Regions from separate parts of the Homo sapiens genome. Here all the other regions are linked to region 1. Evidence: chromatin loops called from intact Hi-C (ENCODE). Cell type or tissue: HCT116. All regions are shown on one strand. Each heading gives the region's core, and the rest is flanking DNA. Links, peaks and the distances in the headings are about the cores only. Region 1 overlaps LINC02558 (long intergenic non-protein coding RNA 2558). Region 2 holds the start of LOC105373000 (a long non-coding RNA gene). Region 3 holds the start of RFPL2 (ret finger protein like 2). Region 4 holds the start of RFPL3 (ret finger protein like 3).

Region 1 (4,421 bases), core at 180-4,179:
GTAGGGGAGTGGTCCAGTCCCTCAGGCTGCTCTGTGTGGGTATAGAGTGAGAAGGTGGGAAGGTGGGAGTTAAACTAGTTAGAAATCATTGAGGCCGGGCGCAGTGACTCACGCCTGTAATCCCAGCACTTTGGGAGGCTGAGGTGGGCGGATCATGAGGTCAAGAGATCGAGACCATCCTGGCCAACATGGTGAAGCCCCGTGTCTACTAAAAATACAAAAATTAGCCAGGCGTGGTGGCGTGCACCTGTAGTCCCAGCTACTTGGGAGGCTGAGGCAGGAGAATCGCTTGAACCCGGGAGGCGGAGGTTCTGTCTCAAAAATAAATAAATAAATAAATAAATAATAAATAAATAAATGGAAAGGAATCATTTTGTAGTCCAGGCAAAATGTTGGTGGCCTGGACTAGGGCAATAGCAGTGGAGATGGATGCAGGTGAACAGATATATCTATGGACGGAATTGACAGGACTTTATAACCATTTGGATGAAGGAAAATGAGACTCCTTGGATTTGACTTCTAGCAACTGGGTGGATTATGGTGCCATTTACTGAGTTGGAGTGGGTTGTGGGAGATACATTTTGGGGAGGAAAATGCAAATGCAGTTTTGATGAACTTAGAGATTTCTGTAAGACAGGAAAGCGGAGATGACAAGCAGGAAGCTGGGTCTCTGAGCTTGGAGCACAGGGAACAGGACTGGCCTAGAGATAAATTTGGTTCAGGGCACAGGCAGCTCTGGTTAGGCCCACAGAGACAGTACTGTTCAAGGGACAAGCACTAAGTTGTCCAGCACAGACACTAGGCTCTCCAGCACAGTAGCCATGAACCACATGTGGCTTTTGGGCACTTGACATGTGGCTTGTCTGATTTCAGGTGTACTGGAAGTATAAAGGACACACTAGATTTTGAAGAGTTAGCATGGAAGAAAGAATGTAGAATATCTCAATAATTTTTATACTGGGCCAGGAATGGTGGCTTATGACTGTGATCCCAGCACTTTGGGAGGCCGAGGCGGGTGGATCACGAGGCCAGGAGATCAAGACCATCCTGGGCAACATGCTGAAACCCCGTCTCTACTAAAAAATATTTAAAAATTAGCTGGGTGTGGTGGTGCACGCCTGTGGTCCCAGCTACTAGGGAGGCTGAGGCAGGAGAATCACTTAAATCTGGGACGTGGAGGTTGCAGTGAGCCAAGATGGCACCCCTGCACTCCAGCATGGCGACAGGAGAGACTTTGTCTCAAAAAAAAAATTTTTTTTTAATACTGATTATACATTGAACTGCTAATAGTTTGTATATACTGGGCTACATAGAATACATTAATATTAATATTATTTTGTAGAGACGTGGCCTTACTATGTTGCCTAGGCTGGTTTCAAACTCTTGAAACCAGCAAGGAGGTCCTTCTGCCTTGGCCTCTGAAAGTGCTGAGATTACAGGTGTAGGCCATTGTGCCTGGTCATAAAATAAATGTATTATTAAAATTAATTTCACCTGTTTATTTTTACCTTTTAAAATGTGGCTACTAGAAAATGTAAATCACATTTTTTTTGTTTGTTTTTGTTTTCTGAGACAGGGTCTTACTCTGTCGTTCAGGCTGGAGTGCAGTGGTGCGATCTCAGCTCACTGCAACCTCTGCCTCCCGGGTGGAAGCAATTCCCCGCGTCAGCCTCCTGAGTAGCTGGGACAGGTATGTGTCACCACAACCAGATAATTTTTGTATTTTTAGTAGAGAAGGGGCTTCCCCATGTTGGCCAGGCTGGTCTTGAACTCCTGACCTTAAGTGATCCACCCGTTTTGGCCTCCCAAAGTGCTGAGATGTATTTCTTTTCTTTCTTTCTCTTTTTTTTTTTTTGAGACAGAGTTTCACTCTTGTTGCCTAGGCTGGAGTGCAATGGCGTGATCTTGGCTCACCACAACCTCCGCCACCTGGGTTCAAGTGATTCTCCTGCCTCAGCCTCCTGAGTAGCTGGGATTACAGGCATGCGCCACTACGCTGGCTAATTTTGTATTTTTTTTTTTTAGTAGAGATGGTGTTTCTCCAGTTGCTCAGGCTGGTCTCGAACTCTGACCTCAGGTGATCTGCCTGCCTTGGCCTCTTAAAGTGCTGCAATTACAGGTGTGAGCCATGGCGTTTCTCCAGTTGCTCAGGCTGGTCTCAAACTCCGACCTCAGGTGATCTGCCTGCCTTGGCCTCTTACAATGCTGGAATTACAGGCGTGAGCTACTGCGCCCGGCTGTTGGGATGTATTTCTAATGTTCCATAGGGTAGGGCTGGTGGTGTGTTGTAGGGTGTGGCAGATCAGGGCACCAGGGGGCAGCAGTGGTTAGGAAATTGAGAGGCATTTCCGATGAAGACAACCTAAGGGAAACCCAGAGTAGGGGTTGGCCTGTCTCTCTCTAGCTCCCTTCCTGACACCTTGTCAGAGCACAACCGTGGCACACCCCCTTGGACTTCCCAACCCCGTGGCTGTCTCAGTTGGAGTTGAGGAACAGGTAGGAGGGGTCCCCATGAGATGGTGGTGTGAACCACTCAAGAAGTTGCTGGTACTTCAGGCTCTGATCTCACTCTCTTCCTTTAACTCCAGCTGACATCACTGTGCTAGGGGAACATTTCCACCTCTTGGGCTGAGCAGGGTATGCCAACCGACAGCTGGGTAGTCAAGGCAACCAAGGCAATAAAGCTCACAGAGGTTAATTTATATGAAATGAATGTGGCTGTAACTGGTTTTCATCCATTATAATTCTAAACATCATGTTCAAATTGCCTGTAGTGTTTTTAGTTGGCAGGAAAACTGCCATTAGGGAAAAAAGAGCAGAGGGATGATTGGGGGCGAGATTGAATTCACTTTAGTGGGTTTGGTGTGACTTTGGTTGAGTGTCGCAGTGTGCCAGACTTTTGTGAGTGTCGTAGTGTGACTTTTGTGAGTGTCACAGTGTGCCAACAACCAGTTGGGTTGTTGACTGTGCAGTCCTCAAGGAATATATGTATCAGTGATTTAATATAGGGAGAAATGTGTAGAGGGATAAATAGAGACCCATGAGAGCTCAGAGGAAGTGCAGTTAATGCTTGTGCATGGGTGCGTGAAACTGTGAACTCAGAGAGAAAGTGCCAGGTAGCATCAGAGCAGACAGTCAGGATTTAGCCATGCAGTGGAGGGGTGGAGAGTGGGTTTGCAGGCACTGGGACAGCAGCAAAGGACATGGCTCAAGGAAGGACAACGAGATTTGTTTGGCCATGTGGAGCAGGGTCCTAGGAAAACAAAGATGGTGCCAGATCTTGAGAGGCCTTGGTTTCCCAGTTAAGGAGATTGGACGACTTTATTATTTTATTTTCCCTCTTTCCATAATTCAGAGAAAGAGAATGGACTTTGGATTGCAGGTACTTAAGAGCTTTTGAGGAGGGCCTGAGCTGGACAACACTGTGCTTAGAAAGAAGAAACCATACAGTGCTTCAGTTTTTGTGGAGATAAAATAAAATATGAAAAACAGAAGAAACCATTTGCCTTTTTGGTGCTCAGAGGGCAGGGTAGGAGAGGAAAAGGAGCTTGTGTGTTGCAAGCAGGGAGGTAAAGAGCCCCTTTGGGACTAGTCAGTTGGCAAATAAGGCAGAGTGGGAGAGCAGTTAGGAGTATTTGTTTTGGGAATGGAAAGACCTGGATTTGATCACTAATCCTATAATTTTTTTTGGTAATAGCTTTCTTGAGATGTAATTCACATGCCATACAATTCACCCTTTAAAGTGTACAATTCGATATTTAGTATGTTTATAATTACACAACCATTACCACAATAATTTTACTTTTTAAAAATAGAGATTCAACTCACATACCATAAAACTCACCATTTTAAAGTGTACAATTCAGTGGTTTTTGGTATATTGATAAGGTTGCACAACCAGCACCACTATCTAATTCCAGACTATTTTCTTTCTTTTTTCTTTTTTTTTTGAGACGGAGTCTTGCTCTGTCGCTCAGGCTGGAGTGCAGTGGCGTGATCTCGGCTCACTGCAAGCTCTGCCTCCAGGATTCACAGCATTCTCCTGCCTCAGCCTCCCAAGTAGCTGGGACTACAGGTGCCCGCCACCATGCCTGGCTATTTTTTTGTATTTTTAGTAGAGACAGGGTTTCTCCATCTTGGTCAGGCTGGTCTCGAACTCCCGACCTCAGGTGATCCGCCTGCCTCGGCCTCCCAAAGTGCTGGGATTACAGGCATGAGCCACTGTGCCGAGCCTAATTAATTTTTGTATATGGTATGAAGTAGGGGTCTACTTTATTCTTTTGTTTGTGGATATTCAGCTGTACCAGTACCATTTGTAGAAAACACTATTCTTTCCCCATTGAATTTTTTTGGCACCCTTTTCTAAAATCAGTTGCCCACAAATGTATCCCTGCCACTTTTTTTTTTTTTTTTTTTTTTTT
Region 2 (4,421 bases), core at 201-4,200, 150 kb after region 1:
AGTGTAGTTCACGATAGTGCATCCAATCCTTGGCCCCTGAGCTCACTGCCCCTCTCCCCCCGCCACAAGTCCCTGGATAGCTCACCTACTCTGCCACCTTTCTACCACTTTGGCTGTGCTGTACTCTACCTCACTGCCACCAGCCACAGTGAGGCGAGCCATGCTGCTGCAGGCTCAAGCCTCCAGCATGCCACCGGTGACAACTCCTTCTCTAATCTGGGGTCGGAACAGATGGGCGGGCAGACGTAGAAGAACCTGGAATGGCAAGACTCTCGCTTACAAAGGTTATGCAAATTAGGTTCCTGGACTACATGTTCTGATTGGATGAGAGAAAAATCTCTAGGTCTACTATGATTGGGCTTTATTTTCGTGTTGTGACTGGATGAGAGGAAGTCTTAGGATAACCAATCAGAACATGATAACAAAGTCCAATCAGACTAGGCCTAGAGGTTTCTCTTGTCCAATCAGAACATGTAGTCCAGGAACTTCATTTGCATCAACTCCACATATAAAGGATGCCAAGTGAGGCGGCTCCTCATTCTAGGCTCTTCAGTGTCCACTGGTGTAGCTGCTCCATTCCAGGCTTACAGGAGAAGGAGGAGGAGGCACTTGCCACGCACGCTGGAGACTCGAGCCTGCCTTGGCTCCCCTTGCTGCTGTGGTTGGTGGTGGCAAGGAAGACGACAGTGCAGCCAGGATGGTAAAAAGGTGGTGGGATAGGTTCGCTATCCCAGGAGGTACTGCCTGAGGCATGGGGGGTGGGTTGGGGTCCCTATCCAGGGCGTCACTGCCCGTGTTGAGGGGCTGGTTGGGTGTGCTATCTGGGGCATCACTGCCTGTGGAGGGGAGTGGGTTGGGGCCCTATCTGGGGTGTGCTGCCCGTGGCTGGGGGTGGGTTGGGGCACTATCCCAATCTGTACTGCTAGCGGCAGTGGGTGGTTTTGGGGGGCACTATCTGGGGATGCACTGCCTGCGGCCAGGGGGTGAGTTGGGAGAACTATCGGGTGCTGCAATGCCCTTGTTGGGCACAGGTTGGGGGCGCTATTGGGTGCTACTCTGCCTGTGGTGGGTGGGACATGTGGTATCTGGGGCATCATTGCCTGCGTCTGGGAGCTGGTTGGGGGCACTATCCATGGCTGCACAGCCTACAGCAGGGAGTGGGTTGAGCGCACAATCTGGGGCTGCAATGTTGGTGGTGGGGGACGGGTTAGGGTCACTATAGGGTGCTACACTATTGGCGGCAGGGAGGGGGGTGTTGAGGTTGCTATCGGGGGCTACACTGAGGCAGAAGTAGCGGGGTTTATTGGGAGTGCTACCAGGGACCAGAATGCCCGTGGAGAGGGGGTGGGGGGTTGGTTGGGGGTGCTACTGAGGATACACTGCCCATGGTGGGTGGAGGGGGGTGGGCTGGGTGCTATCAGAGATCTGTACTGCCTGTCAGGGAGCCAGTGAGTATGCTATCTGGGGCCACGTTGGCTCAGGGGGCGGGGGCAGGTTGGGTGCACTATTGGGGACTACACTGCCAGCGGCAGGGCGTGGGTTGGGTGCGTTATCCATGGCTGCACTGCCAGAGGCAGGGAGTGCATGGGGGGCGCTATCCTGGGCTGCTACTCCCGGTGGGAGCAGATTGGAGCGCTATCTGGGGTTGCACTGCTTGCAGTGGGGGGTAGTTTGGGTGCCATATTGGGGCGTCACTGCCAGTGGCGGTGGTCTGGTTGGGGCCGCTATTCATGGCTACACCGTCTATGGCATGGAGCGGATTGAGGTTGCTACCCTGGGCTGCAGTGCCCGTGGCTGGGGGCAAGTTGCAGGTGCCAGCAGGTGCTTCAGTGTCCGAGGCAGGGGCAGGTTGGGGGCGCTATCAGGTGCTGGTGATGGGGGGCAGGGTGTTGGGGGCGCTATCGGGGGGCTGCACTGTCACCCTGGCAGCAGGCAGCAGAGGTGTCAGTGACAGCAGTGGTCAGAGGAGCAGTCCTCCTCTCCCTGACTCAGGCTCCAGAGGGCCATCTCCTCCTGCTCGAGTTTCTGGGGGAATCCTGAGCAGGGCCCAGCCCCCAGCCCCGAGATGGTTCCCAGGCCTGCGCCCTCTTGCTACGTGTTGCAGAGACCACCTGGGACCCCCGCACATAGAGTAGCGGATACCACGGGGTGACCAGGCCCTGTGGGTGGAGGCGTCAGGAATGGGAACCGGCACTTGGGTGGGGAGGGCTGGCTGGGGTTGAGTTTCTGCTGCTCCTGCTTCCCAGGAAATGCAGCCAGGGTGGGCCCAGCAGTTCCTATGGAGTAGGAAGCCTGGACGCTGTGGTGTCTCCAGTCCCCACCCCAGGGCCCAGTCACTGGCCAGCTTGGGCCAAAAGGAGAGGCTGGACTTTAGAGGGTGGGTGTGAGTGTCTTCACTGAAACTGACACCTGCCACCCAGTGGCCAGCATGGCAAGGTGAGGCTCTAATGCTACCACTCTCTGCATCCCGTTCTAGGCTTTTCTGGCTTTGCCTGCCCAGTTGCTCCGCGCGAAGAGGAGGGACTACCTGCTGCTTGCTGGAGGCTAGAGCCTGCGACACTGTGGCTCGCCTCGCTGTGGTTGGTGGCAGCGATGGGGACTGCAGAGTGCCAAAGCGGTAGGAGAGCAGTGATGGAGACTGCAGAGCGACAGAGCGGTAGGAGGGTGGCTGGCTGCTGTCAGGGCACAGGTAGGGCTGCAGTGGTGGCCAGGTGTTAGGAGCCTCATAGGATGGGCTGGTGCATTGAGGGTAACATCAGTGGTGGTTGTATTGGCATCAGCGCTAGTGGTGGCAGCAGCAGCAAGTCTGGGGCCCAGGAAGGCAGGTGGGAGCACTGTGGGACTGGCTCGCCTGTCCCAGCCTGGCCTGGGGTGGGTAGGAAGCTGTGGGCCTCTGTGGCAGGAATGGAGGCATAGCCAGGGGAAGGAGGAGTCTTCCCCACTTCTGCAGAATCTGGAGGGTGCTATCCTCCTGCGGGTGCCTGAGCCAGGCGTGAGTGGCACCATTGTGTCATTATTAACAAAGTTTGTGGAGGTGACTATTTGTGTATCTTTTTGCTTGATTTTTGTTAGGGTAGTCTTGAACTTTTTAAAATTTCATGAATCAGGAAGGGGACAAGATGTGTAATAGGCCTCCTGATTCCTTTATCTGTTCTTTTTCTTTTTTTCTTTCTGGTTTTTCTTCTGCTTATCATCATTTTCTTGTTCCTCTTCATTTTCTTATGCTGCTGCTTCTATTTCTTGTGTCTGTTCTTGTTTCTCCTCCTCCTCCTTTTGTTTTCTTTATCATAAGCAATGGCCTTAACAAACAACAATCCAAACCTGAGTTAAAAATAGAGTACTTGTCAGCATGTTGTATTCCCCTCCACCCCTGCCCCCCAGACAGAGTCTTGCTCTATTGCCCAGGCTGGAGTGCAGTGGCACGATCTCCACTTACTGCAACTGCTGTCTCCTGGGTTCAAGCGATTCTCCTGCCTCAGCCTCCTGAGAAGCTGGGATTACAAGTGCACACCACCATGCCTGGCTAATTTTTCTATTTTTAGTAGAGACGGGATTTCACCACGTTGGCCAGGCTGGTCTCAAACTCCTGACCTCCCTCATGATCTGCCCATCTCAGCCTCTCAGAGTGCTGGGGTTACAGGGGTGAGGCACTTCACTGGCCCAGTGTATTGTATTTTAAAAATAATTGGTCCATTATTGTGATGAGGAAAAAAATTGTTGCATAATTATTTAGATACTTGAGTAGCTGTGCTTTCATGATCCTGTAAGTAGTTATTCAAGGAATGAAAAAATGAAGCACTGAATAAAATATTGGTAGCAAACAGCCAATTCATGTCTCTCACATATTAGTCTGGAGATAGTCAAGAGGCACAGGGGTAATAAGTTCCAATTTATGAGATTGTTAAGTGAACCACATTCCTTTCATTTTATTTCTCTGCCACCATTTTCAAGAGTATTGTCATTTGCATGAGCAAATTTGGTTCATCACCACATCTTTGCAACAGGAAAAGGAAGGGGAGGATCATGTGTATAATGTTTTTAGGCCAAGATTCTCTACCACAAACAAGGCTTCACTAACTTTTGCCTTTAAGAGCCTGCAGTGTTGAGCCCTATTTTATTCCTAATAATATTATCTTTGGTATGAACTTTTTTTTTTAACTGATTACTCTAGAAATTTGTGCATTTTATTGACTACTTTAAAGAAACAATCTATATTGTATCATTTTTTTCAAGCCAACAGAAACGTATGAGGTCTGTAAATTTTACACTTTTTAATTATTTTTGAGGTCATGAATATGTAAAATATTGTTGATATACGTAAAAATATGCATATGTACCACTATATAGCTTATTTTGAAGAGATGGTGTCTAAATTTTTGTCCAGAGTAGATTGGTTGCAGTTTCTTAGGTGTCTTTCTCAA
Region 3 (4,421 bases), core at 214-4,213, 230 kb after region 1:
ATAGCTCATCCACCCCGCCACCTTTCTACATTCTGGCTGCGGTCTAGTCTCCCTCACCGCCACCAACGGCAGCGAGCCGAGCCATGCTGCTGCAGGCTTTCAAGCCTCCAGCGTGGGACAGGTGACTCCTCCTCTAACCTGGGCATGGAGCAGATGGGCTGGCAGACGCAGAAGTGCCTGGAATGGCAAGAACCCCTCCCCCCACAGACCGAGGTTATGCAAGTAAGGTTTCTGGACTACATGTTCAGATTGGATGAGAGAAAAACCTCTAGGTCTACTCTGATTGTGCTTTATTTTCACGTTCTGACTGGATGACAGCAAGTCTTAGGATAACCAATCAGAACAAGATAACAAAGCCCGATCAGAGTAGGCCTAGAGGTTTCTCTCATCCGATCAGACTATGTAGTCGAGAAACTTCATTTGCATTAAACTCAGTATATAAAGGATGCCAAGAGGGGTGGCTTGCCCTTCCAGGCTCATCTGCGTCGGCCTGCGTAGCTGCTCTGTGCCCGGCTTAGAGGAGAAGGAGGAGGAGCCACTTGCCGCGCATGCCAGAGGCTAGAGTCATCTACCGCGCATGCTGGAGGCTGGAGCCTACAGTGGCTCACCTCGCTGCTGCGGTTGGTGGCCGCGAGGGTGACTACAGCGCAGCCAGAATGGTGAAAAGGTGGCAGAATAGGTTCGTTATCCCAGGCCGTACTGCCTGTGGCGTGGGGGGCGGGTTGGGGGCCCTATCCAGGGCGTCACTGCCCGTGTTGGGGGGCTGCTTGAGTGTGGTACCTCGGGCGTCACTGCCCGCTGAGGGGAGTGGGGTGGGGGCGCTATCCGGGGGCGCTATCCAGCCTATGGCTGGAGATGGGTTGGGGCGCTATCCGAAGCTGTAATTCCTGCGGCAGTGGGGAGTTTTGGGGGCACTATCTGGGGATGCACTGCCCGCGGCCGGGGGGCGGGGGTGAGTTAGTAGAACTATCAGGTGCTGCAATGCCCTGATGCCCTTGTTGGGGACAGGTTGTGGGGGGCTGGTGGGTGCAACACTGCTGGTGGCGAGGGTGGGTGCTGCTATCCGGTGCTACTCTGCCTGTGGGGGACGGGGGCGGGCGTGATATCCAGGGCATCATTGCCTGCATCTGGGAGCTGGTTGGGGACACTATCCATGGCTGCACTGCCCACAGTGGGGAGCGGGTTGGGGGCACTATTTGGGGCTGCAATGCTGGTGGTGGGGGACGGGTTAGGGTCACTATAGGGTGCTACACTGCTGGCAGTGGGGAGGGGGTTGTTGAGGGCGCTCTCTGGGGGCTACACTGAGACAGGTAGCGGGGGGTTGTTGGGATTGGTACCGGGGCTGGACTGCCCATGGAGAGGGGGTGGGGGCGTTGGTTGGGGGCGCTATTGAGGGCCGGGTACACTGCCTGCGGTGGAGGGGTGGGTTGGGTGCTATCAGGGGTCTGTACTGCCTAGCAGGGAGCGGGTGGGTGTGCTATCTGGGGCTGCACTGGCTGCAGCAGGGGCAGGTTGGGTGCACTATAGGGGGCTACACTGCCCTTGGCAGGGGGTGGTTTAGGTGAGCTGTCTGTGGCCGCACTGCCCGAGGTGGGGAGTAAGTTTGGGTGCTATCTGTGGCTGCACTGCCTGGAGGCAGGAAGTGGGTTGAGGGTGCTATCCTGGGCTGCTTCTCCTGGTGGGGAGCAGGTAGGGGCACTATCCAGGGTTGCACTGCCCGGGGTAGGGGGCGATTTGGGTGCCATATCGGGGCATCACTGCCCACGGCAGGGGTCTGGTTGGGGTCGCTACCCATGGCTACACTGTCTACAGCCACTGCCTACGGCAGGGAGCGGGTTGGGGGCGCTATCCCGGGCTGCGCTGCCCAAGGCAGGGGGTGGGTTGCGGGTGCCATTGGTGCTGCAGTGTCCGAGGCAGGGGCGGGTTGGGGTTGCCATCTGGTGCTACACTGCCAGCTGTGGGGGAGGGTCGGGGGCGCTATCGGGGGCTGCACCGTCCCCCTGGTGGTGGGCAGCGGAGGTGTCAGTGACAGCGGTGGTCAGAGGAGGTGAGAGGGACTCCAGTCTCTAGAGGGCCATCTCCTTCTGCTCCTGGCCAGCACACAGCATTTCTGCGGGGATCCTGAGCACGGCCCGGCCCCTAGACCTGCTGTGGTTCCCAGGCGCGCGCCCTCTCACCATGTGTTGCTGAGACCGTCTGGGACCCCTGGGCACACAGTAGCGGACATCATGGAGTGACAGGGCCCTGTGGGTGGAGGTGTCAGGAAGAGGTACCGGCACTTGGGTGGGGAGGGCTGGCTGGGGTTGAGTTTCTGCTGCTTCTGCTTCCTGAGGAGCGCAGCCAGGGGTGGGCCCAGCGATTCGTGCCGAGTGGGAAGCCCGGACGCTGTACTGTGGTGTCTCCAGTCCCCACCCCAGGCCCCAGTTCCTGGTGAACTTGGGCCAAAAAGGGAGGCTGGGCTTTGGAGGGTAGGTGTGAGTGCCTTTGCTAAAACTGGCCCCTGCCACCTAGTGGCCAGCATGACAAGGTGAGACTCTAATGCTACCACTCTCTGCATCCTGTTCTAGGCTTATCTGACTTTGCCTGCCCAGTTGCTCCGTGCCAGGAGGAGGAGCCACTTATTCCATGCTGGAGGCTGGAGCTGGGGGCACCGCAGCTCACCTTGCTGTGGTTGGTGGTGGCGATGGAGACTACAGAGCACCAGAGCGGTAGGAGAGCAGCAATGGAGACTGCAGAGTGCCAGAGCAGTAGGAGGGCGGCTGGCTGCTGCCTGGGCAAGGGCAGGCCTGCTGTGGTATCCAGGTGGTAGGAGCCTTGTAGGGTGGACCAGTGGACTGAGGGCAACAGGAACAGTGGTTGTATTGGCATCAGTGCTAGTGGTGGCAGCAGCAGCAAGTCTGGAGGTTGGGAAGGCGGGTAGGAGCGCTCCAGGGCTGACCCGCCCGGCTGGGCCTGGCCTGGGGTGGGTAGGAAGCTGTGGGCCTCTGGGGCAGCGGTGGAGGCGCAGCCTGGGGAAGGAGGAGTCTCCTCCGCTTCTCCTGCAGAATCTGGAGGGCGCCCTCCTCCTGGTAGGTCCTGAGCCAGGCGTGAGTGGCAGCATTGTGTCATTATTAACAAAGTTTGGGTAGTGACTATTTGTGTATCTTTTTGCTTGTTTTTTGTTGGGATAGTCTTGGGCTTTTTTAAATTTCATGAATCAGGGAGGGGACAAAAGCTGTAATAGGACTCCTGATTCCCTTGTCTGTTCTTTTTCTTTTCTTCTCCTTATCATCATTTTCTTGTTCCTCTTCATTTTCTTATGCTGCTGCTTCTATTTCTTGTAGCATGTGGAGGAGGGAGTGGGAGATAGAGACCAGGCCCTCTCTAGAAACAGTCACATCCTGGAGGAACGGTGATGTATTTTCTGATGAGGATTTTCATTCATGAGATGTGTGCAGAGTGACCCTGGCTAGGTGCCCAAAAGCCTCCTTGTCTATGGTGTGACTCCAGGCCCAGGAGGCAACCCCGTTTTTGTAGAAGAGCCTGTCCTGGAAGCATCTGTCCTGAGAGCACCTGATGGCACAGTAGGGAGCTGAGAGCAACTGAGTCAGGAGGGACAATGGCCAGCCCCTCCCAGGATTCCTGCCTTGGGCAGATGCTGGCCCACTGACTTACAGCCCAGGGGCTGACAGGGGTGTCTTGTCCAAGCCACTGTGGGCAGGTGTTGCCTAGGCAGTGTGGTGTTGGATGACACCGAAGCTGCTGCACAGCCTGGGGTATTCATCTCTGGCAGACTGAGGGCCAGGTACTGCACATCCTGAGGTGTTCATCCCTGCCAGACCGAAGGCCACGCCCAGGCAGCTCCCCATCCCCTGCCACAACAAGGCCTCATTTTTCCCACAAACCAACTCCATGCACCCATCCTCCAGGCCCCTGAGTATGCCAAGCACCAGGCCCGGTGAGCCCTGGTCTCTCTGTGCTGCAGCCACGCACCTGCCTAGGGACCTCCTCCTCACCTTCCTGCCCCTCATGCCAGTTATACCCCACATGCTGTGAGGCTGAAGTCAAGCAGGGAAGCAGCAGAGAAGGCATGGAGAGCGACAAGCCCCACAGCAGGGTGTGAAGGAAGGCCTCTCCAGGTCAGTGTCCTTGTCTAGCCCCCAGGCATGTGCTGCAGGCATTTGGGCCCTTTACTTCTTCTTCCAAGGGAACCACAAACAGCCCTGGGGTCCAGGGGGTTATTGGCCAGATCTCCAGAGAGTGACTCCAGGGTCCTGGTCTCCAAGGGAGAAGAGGGTTTGGGGAGAGGCCTTTGGTCAGGCATGTGGCGCATGCTATTCCTGAGCAGGTCGGGCAGCTGGTGCTTGCCTGGCTAATGCAGTTTCTGCTGGGCCTCTCTTCCTGGAGGAGAGTGTGGCCTCTTTCCCAGCTGTCTTTTAGCC
Region 4 (4,421 bases), core at 181-4,180, 380 kb after region 1:
CTGACCACCCGTCACTGACACCACCAGCACCAGGGGGGCAGCGCAGCCCCCAACAGCACCCCTAACCCGCCGCCGGCAGTGTAGCCCCCAGATAGCGCCTCCAACACCTCACCCCCAACCACCGGCAGTGTAGCATCCAATGGCGACCCCAACCTGCCCTTGCTTCGGACACTGCAGCACCCAATGGCGCCCAGAACCCGCCCCCTGCCGCGGGCAGTGCAGCCCGGGATAGCGCCCCCAATCCGCTCCCTGCCGTACACAGTGTAGCCACGAATAGTGCCCCCAACCAGACCCCTGCTGGGGGCAGTAATGCCCTGATATGGCACCCAAACCGCCCCCCAACTGCGGGAAGTGCAACCCCGGATAGTGCCCCAACCTGCTCCCCACTGGGAGCAGCAACCCAGGGAGACGCCCCAACTCACTCCCTGCCTCCGGCAGTACAGCCACAGATAGCGCACCCAACCCACCCCCTGCGCGGGCAAGGTAGCCCCCGATAGCGCACCCAACCCGCCCCGCCGGAACCAATGTGGCCCCAGGTAGCACACCCACCAGCTCCCTGGCACGCAGTACAGACCTCTGATAGCACCCAACCCGCCCCCTCCCAAAACGGGCAGTGGATACGTCCCTCAATAGCGCCCCCAACCAGCCTCCCACCCCCTCTACACGGGCAGTCTGGCCCCCAGTAGCACTCCCAATAAATCCTGCTATCTCTGTCTCAGTGTAGGCCCCAGAAAGCGCCCTCAACACCCCCCTCCCTGCTGCCAACAGTGTAGCACCCTGTAATGAGCCTAACCCGTCCCCCACCACAGCACTGCAGCCCCAGATAGTGCTGCCAACCTGCTCCCTGCTGTGGGCAGTGCAGCTATGGATAATGCCCCCAGCCAGCTTCTAGACGCAGGCAATGATGCCCTGGATATAACACGTCCCGCCCACCGCAGGCAGAGTAGCACCCGATAGCGCCCCCAACCCGTGCCTGACAAGGGCAATGCAACACCCGATAGTTCTTCCAACTCGCCCGCCGGCCACGGCCACTGCATCCCCAGATAGTGCCCCCAGAACTCCCCACTGCCGCTAGCAGTACAGCTTGGGATAGTGCTCCAACCCACCCCCAGCCACGGGCAGCGCACACCCGATAGCACCCCCAACCCACTCCCCTCTGTGGGCAGTGAGGCCCCAGATACCACATCCAACCAGCCTCCTAACACGGGCAGTAACGCCCTGGATAGGGCCTCCAACCCACCCCACCACGCCACGCCACAGGCAGTACGGCCTGGGATGGCGAACTTTTCCCACCACCATTTTACCATTCTGGCTGCGCTCTAGTCTCCCTGGCCCGCACCAACGGCAGCAGCGAGGTGAGCCACGGCAGGCTCCAGCCTCCACTGTGCTAATGAAGTTGCTCCTCCTCCTTTTCCTCTAAGCTTCCAGACTCCAGTGTGCTCAGGAAGTGACTCGTTTTCTTTTTCCTCTAAGCCAGTACTAACCAGCTACACAAGCTGACGCAGGAGAGCTTGGAATGACAAAACTCCCCCCACTTGGCATCATTTATATATGAGAATTTATGCAAATGAAGTTCCTGGGCTACATGTTCTGATTGGATGAGGAAAACCTCTAGGCCTACTCTGATTGGACTTTGTTATCATGTTCTGATTGGTTGTCCTAAGACTTGCTCTCATCCAATCAGAACATGCAAATAAAGCCCAATCAGAGTAGATCTAGAGGTTTTTCTTCTCATCCAATCAGAATATGTAGTCCAAGAACCTCATTTGCATAACCTCGGTAAGGGGAAGTCTCAGTTCCAGGCTCTTCTAGGCTATGTTCTCTGTCTCCACACCTTCCTCTCAGACAGCAGCTGGAGCCCCAGAACCTGGGAGCCTCACAGAGAAAGTCCTGATGTGGGACCTGGTTTTCCACCCGAGACCCAGGATCCAATAAAGAAGTGTTTCCATAAATGATGCATCCTCCAAAGAAGGCCAGTGACTTTCTGTGCCAAGTACCTGACAGAATTGCCATTTCCTAGAGCTGCCAGGCAGCCCTAGGTGCACAGGTCACCTGTGCATGTGTCAGAGACCAAATCCCATCAATATTGAGGCCTTGGTTAAGACAGGTACTTGCTTTTAGTCGTGAAAAGATGCCTGGCTTTGGCAGGAGAATCGCTTGAACCTGGGAGGCAGAGGTTGCAGTGAGCCAAGATTGTGCCACTACACTCCAGCCTGGTGACACAGCGAGACTTTGTCTCAAAAAAAAAAAAAAAAAAAGAAAGAAAAGAAAAGATGGCTGGCTTCAACACTGAGAAAACCAACTCTCCTTGAGCAAATGCTTTGCATATTCTCATAGAAATAAGGGAACACCTATTACCCTCCTTGCACTGCTTCCTGCACAGCTGGGATACTACCTTTCACAAGCATCCTGAGCCACCTGCTGGCCTTTTGTGTGTGTTTCCTTCCTGGCTTCCTCCCATTTTTTTTTCCATCTCTGAACCTGCTGTAAGGTGAAGAATTGAGGCGGGCCCCAAATGTAAGACCTCATGAATTTGACGATGCAACAGTGTCCTGGACAGCCTGGCTCTCAGGGCTGGGGAGCTGGGCAGAGAGAAAAGAGGGCATTCCAGGGGCCAGGGAGCTCCAGGCCCAGAGTAGGATTTCAAGGCTAAAGAAACAGAGGCTGTGGGTGGGTAGAGGGTCTTGACTAGGGTAGGGACAGAGGGTGCGTCTTAAGGCTCAGCTAGGGACAGCTTCATCCAGGAAGTAGTCAGCAATTGGGGGCCAAGCTGCAAGGAGGAAGAGGTGGGGAGAGAGAATGGAGAGAGAGGTGTTCAGTGATCAAATGCCTGGCCTGGCCTGTTTCCTCAGGAGACACCCCTGGGAGTCTGGGAGCCTCTCCCCCGGGCTGCTATCCAACAGGGTGCAAGTAATCCCCCCTTACACACACTAAGAACCCAGGGTGAGTGTCAAATTATATGTTAGCTAAGAAATGAAGAGAGGGAGCAGGATTTCTGGTTGACGGTGAGGATATTTATTAAGGGTTTACTGGTACAAGGAGAGGGGCTGGATGATTTGGGGTGGGAGGGGATCTCTGTTCTGGGATCCTGCAGCTCCAGGCCCCCATGGGTGGGGTGAGGGTCAGGGACCTAAGAACATTCTTCAGGGGCCACTGTCTTCTCCACAGTGCTCTCTTGTGTGTGACCTTACAGCTGTAGCTGCTGCAGGACCTCCACTGGTCGGGTGTCAGGCTCAGGTCGCTTCTGGCTGTGTGCTTGTTGCTCTGTTTGGAGGTCTTGGTGACTTCCGTACCCTGGGTGACAGGGGTGCTGTTTGCCTTCCAGGCCACCGTCACAGCTCCCGGGTAGAAGCCACTCATGAGACACAGCAGTGTGGCCTTTTGGCTTGGAGCTCCTCAGAGGAGGACGGGAACAGAGTGACCAAGGGGGTGGCCTTGGGCTGGCCTGTGGGTGGGCGAGCGGCAGGAGGTCAGCATCCTGTTGTGTACCTGGGAGCCCCCTGACCTCAGTGTATGAAGAGGGGTCAGGCCCCCTCAGTGCCAGTGTAGGACCCCTCAGACATGGTCCACAGTGTCTCAGAAGGGTGTGACATGAGGTTCCTAAAACAACTCTCTGTCATTCAGGGAACCTCCGAGCCTGTCCCCTGCCCACCAGTGGTGGCAGTTAATTTGGTATTCATTTCCAAGGCTGGAGAAGGATGTAATTTTTTTTCTTTTCTTTTCTTTTGGTGAGACAGGGTCTTACTGTGTTGTCCAGGTTGGAGTGACCTGGCGTGGTCTCTGCTCACTGCTAATTTTTGTATTGTTTGTAGAGATGAGGTCTTCCTGTGTTGTCCAGACTCGTCTCAAATTCCTGGGCTCAAGGGATCTTCCTGCCTTGGCCTCGCAAAGTGCTGGGATTACAGATGTGAGCTACTGCATCCAGCCCCCTTTTTTTTTTTTGAGATGGTGTCTCACTCTGTTGCCCAGGCCGGAGTGCAATGGCACAATCTTGGCTCAGTGCAACTTCTGCCTCCCAGGTTCAAGCGATTCTCCTGCCAAAGCCTCCCAAGTATCTGGGATTACAGGCGTGTGCCACCACGCCTGGCTAATTCTTTTGTATTTTCAGTAGAGATGGGGTTTCACCCATCAGGCTGGTCTCGAACTTTTGATGACCTCAGATGATCCACCCACCTTGGCCTCCCGAAGTGCTGGGATTACAGGCATGAGCCATCGTGCCCAGCCTCTCAGCTCCTAATTCTTATGTTCATCAATCAGTCTCTTGCTGGGGTTCCCCTAGGAGGTGGTGAAATGACCCCAGCTCGCTGTTCCTCACATGGGTGCTGCCACGTCACTGGCTCAGGCTCAGCTGCTGGGTCACCAGGAGAATGGACCCTTCCTCCACCTCAGCTCAGAGCACAGTGATGATTCGTGACTTTCCC

What was found. Hi-C counts contacts between places; a loop is a spot of excess contacts. Peaks named below come from ENCODE experiments on the same cell type or tissue, not always from the same donor. Only the 100,000 strongest peaks of a DNase experiment are listed, where the experiment ranks them.
Region 2: it touches region 1 in a loop (8-fold over the local background); 3 of 110 quality-filtered maps call a loop at or near these places.
Region 3: it touches region 1 in a loop (10-fold over the local background); 37 of 110 quality-filtered maps call a loop at or near these places.
Region 4: a loop joins it to region 1, with 6 times the contacts of the local background. A loop is called at or near these places in 2 of 110 quality-filtered maps.

The regions. Positions count from the first base shown.
Region 1 is chr22:31,975,048-31,979,468 of GRCh38, forward strand. All of the region lies in intron 2 of LINC02558 (long intergenic non-protein coding RNA 2558), which reads left to right. Among named protein-coding and RNA genes, the nearest start is that of LINC02558, 6.4 kb to the left of the region's middle. In HCT116, for the core only: a CTCF peak has its summit at 2,314 (motif pointing right); a DNase peak (open chromatin) is centred at 2,304.
Region 2 is chr22:32,121,418-32,125,838 of GRCh38, forward strand. It overlaps LOC105373000 (a long non-coding RNA gene), which reads right to left and starts at 252. Exons shown (of 3, transcript XR_938172.3): 1 at 1-252. It also overlaps the pseudogene AP1B1P1. RefSeq lists an enhancer at 2,152-2,652. In HCT116, for the core only: CTCF peaks have their summits at 1,037, 2,425 (motif pointing left) and 2,624; a DNase peak (open chromatin) is centred at 2,454.
Region 3 is chr22:32,204,569-32,208,989 of GRCh38, forward strand. RFPL2 (ret finger protein like 2) reads right to left here and starts at 505. Exons shown (of 5, transcript NM_001394555.1): 1 at 139-505. It overlaps SLC5A4-AS1 (SLC5A4 antisense RNA 1), which reads left to right and starts at 547. Exons shown (of 4, transcript NR_149072.1): 1 at 547-679; 2 at 2,568-2,708. RefSeq lists an enhancer at 1,949-2,679. In HCT116, for the core only: CTCF peaks have their summits at 775, 977 and 2,528 (motif pointing left); DNase peaks (open chromatin) are centred at 583 and 2,503; H3K4me3 peaks cover 1,344 bases; H3K27ac peaks cover 2,056 bases.
Region 4 is chr22:32,353,543-32,357,963 of GRCh38, forward strand. RFPL3 (ret finger protein like 3) reads left to right here and starts at 4,325. Exons shown (of 2, transcript NM_001098535.1): 1 at 4,325-4,421. It also overlaps a transcript of SLC5A4 not described here. In HCT116, for the core only: a CTCF peak has its summit at 2,422 (motif pointing left); DNase peaks (open chromatin) are centred at 1,679 and 2,409; H3K4me3 peaks cover 633 bases.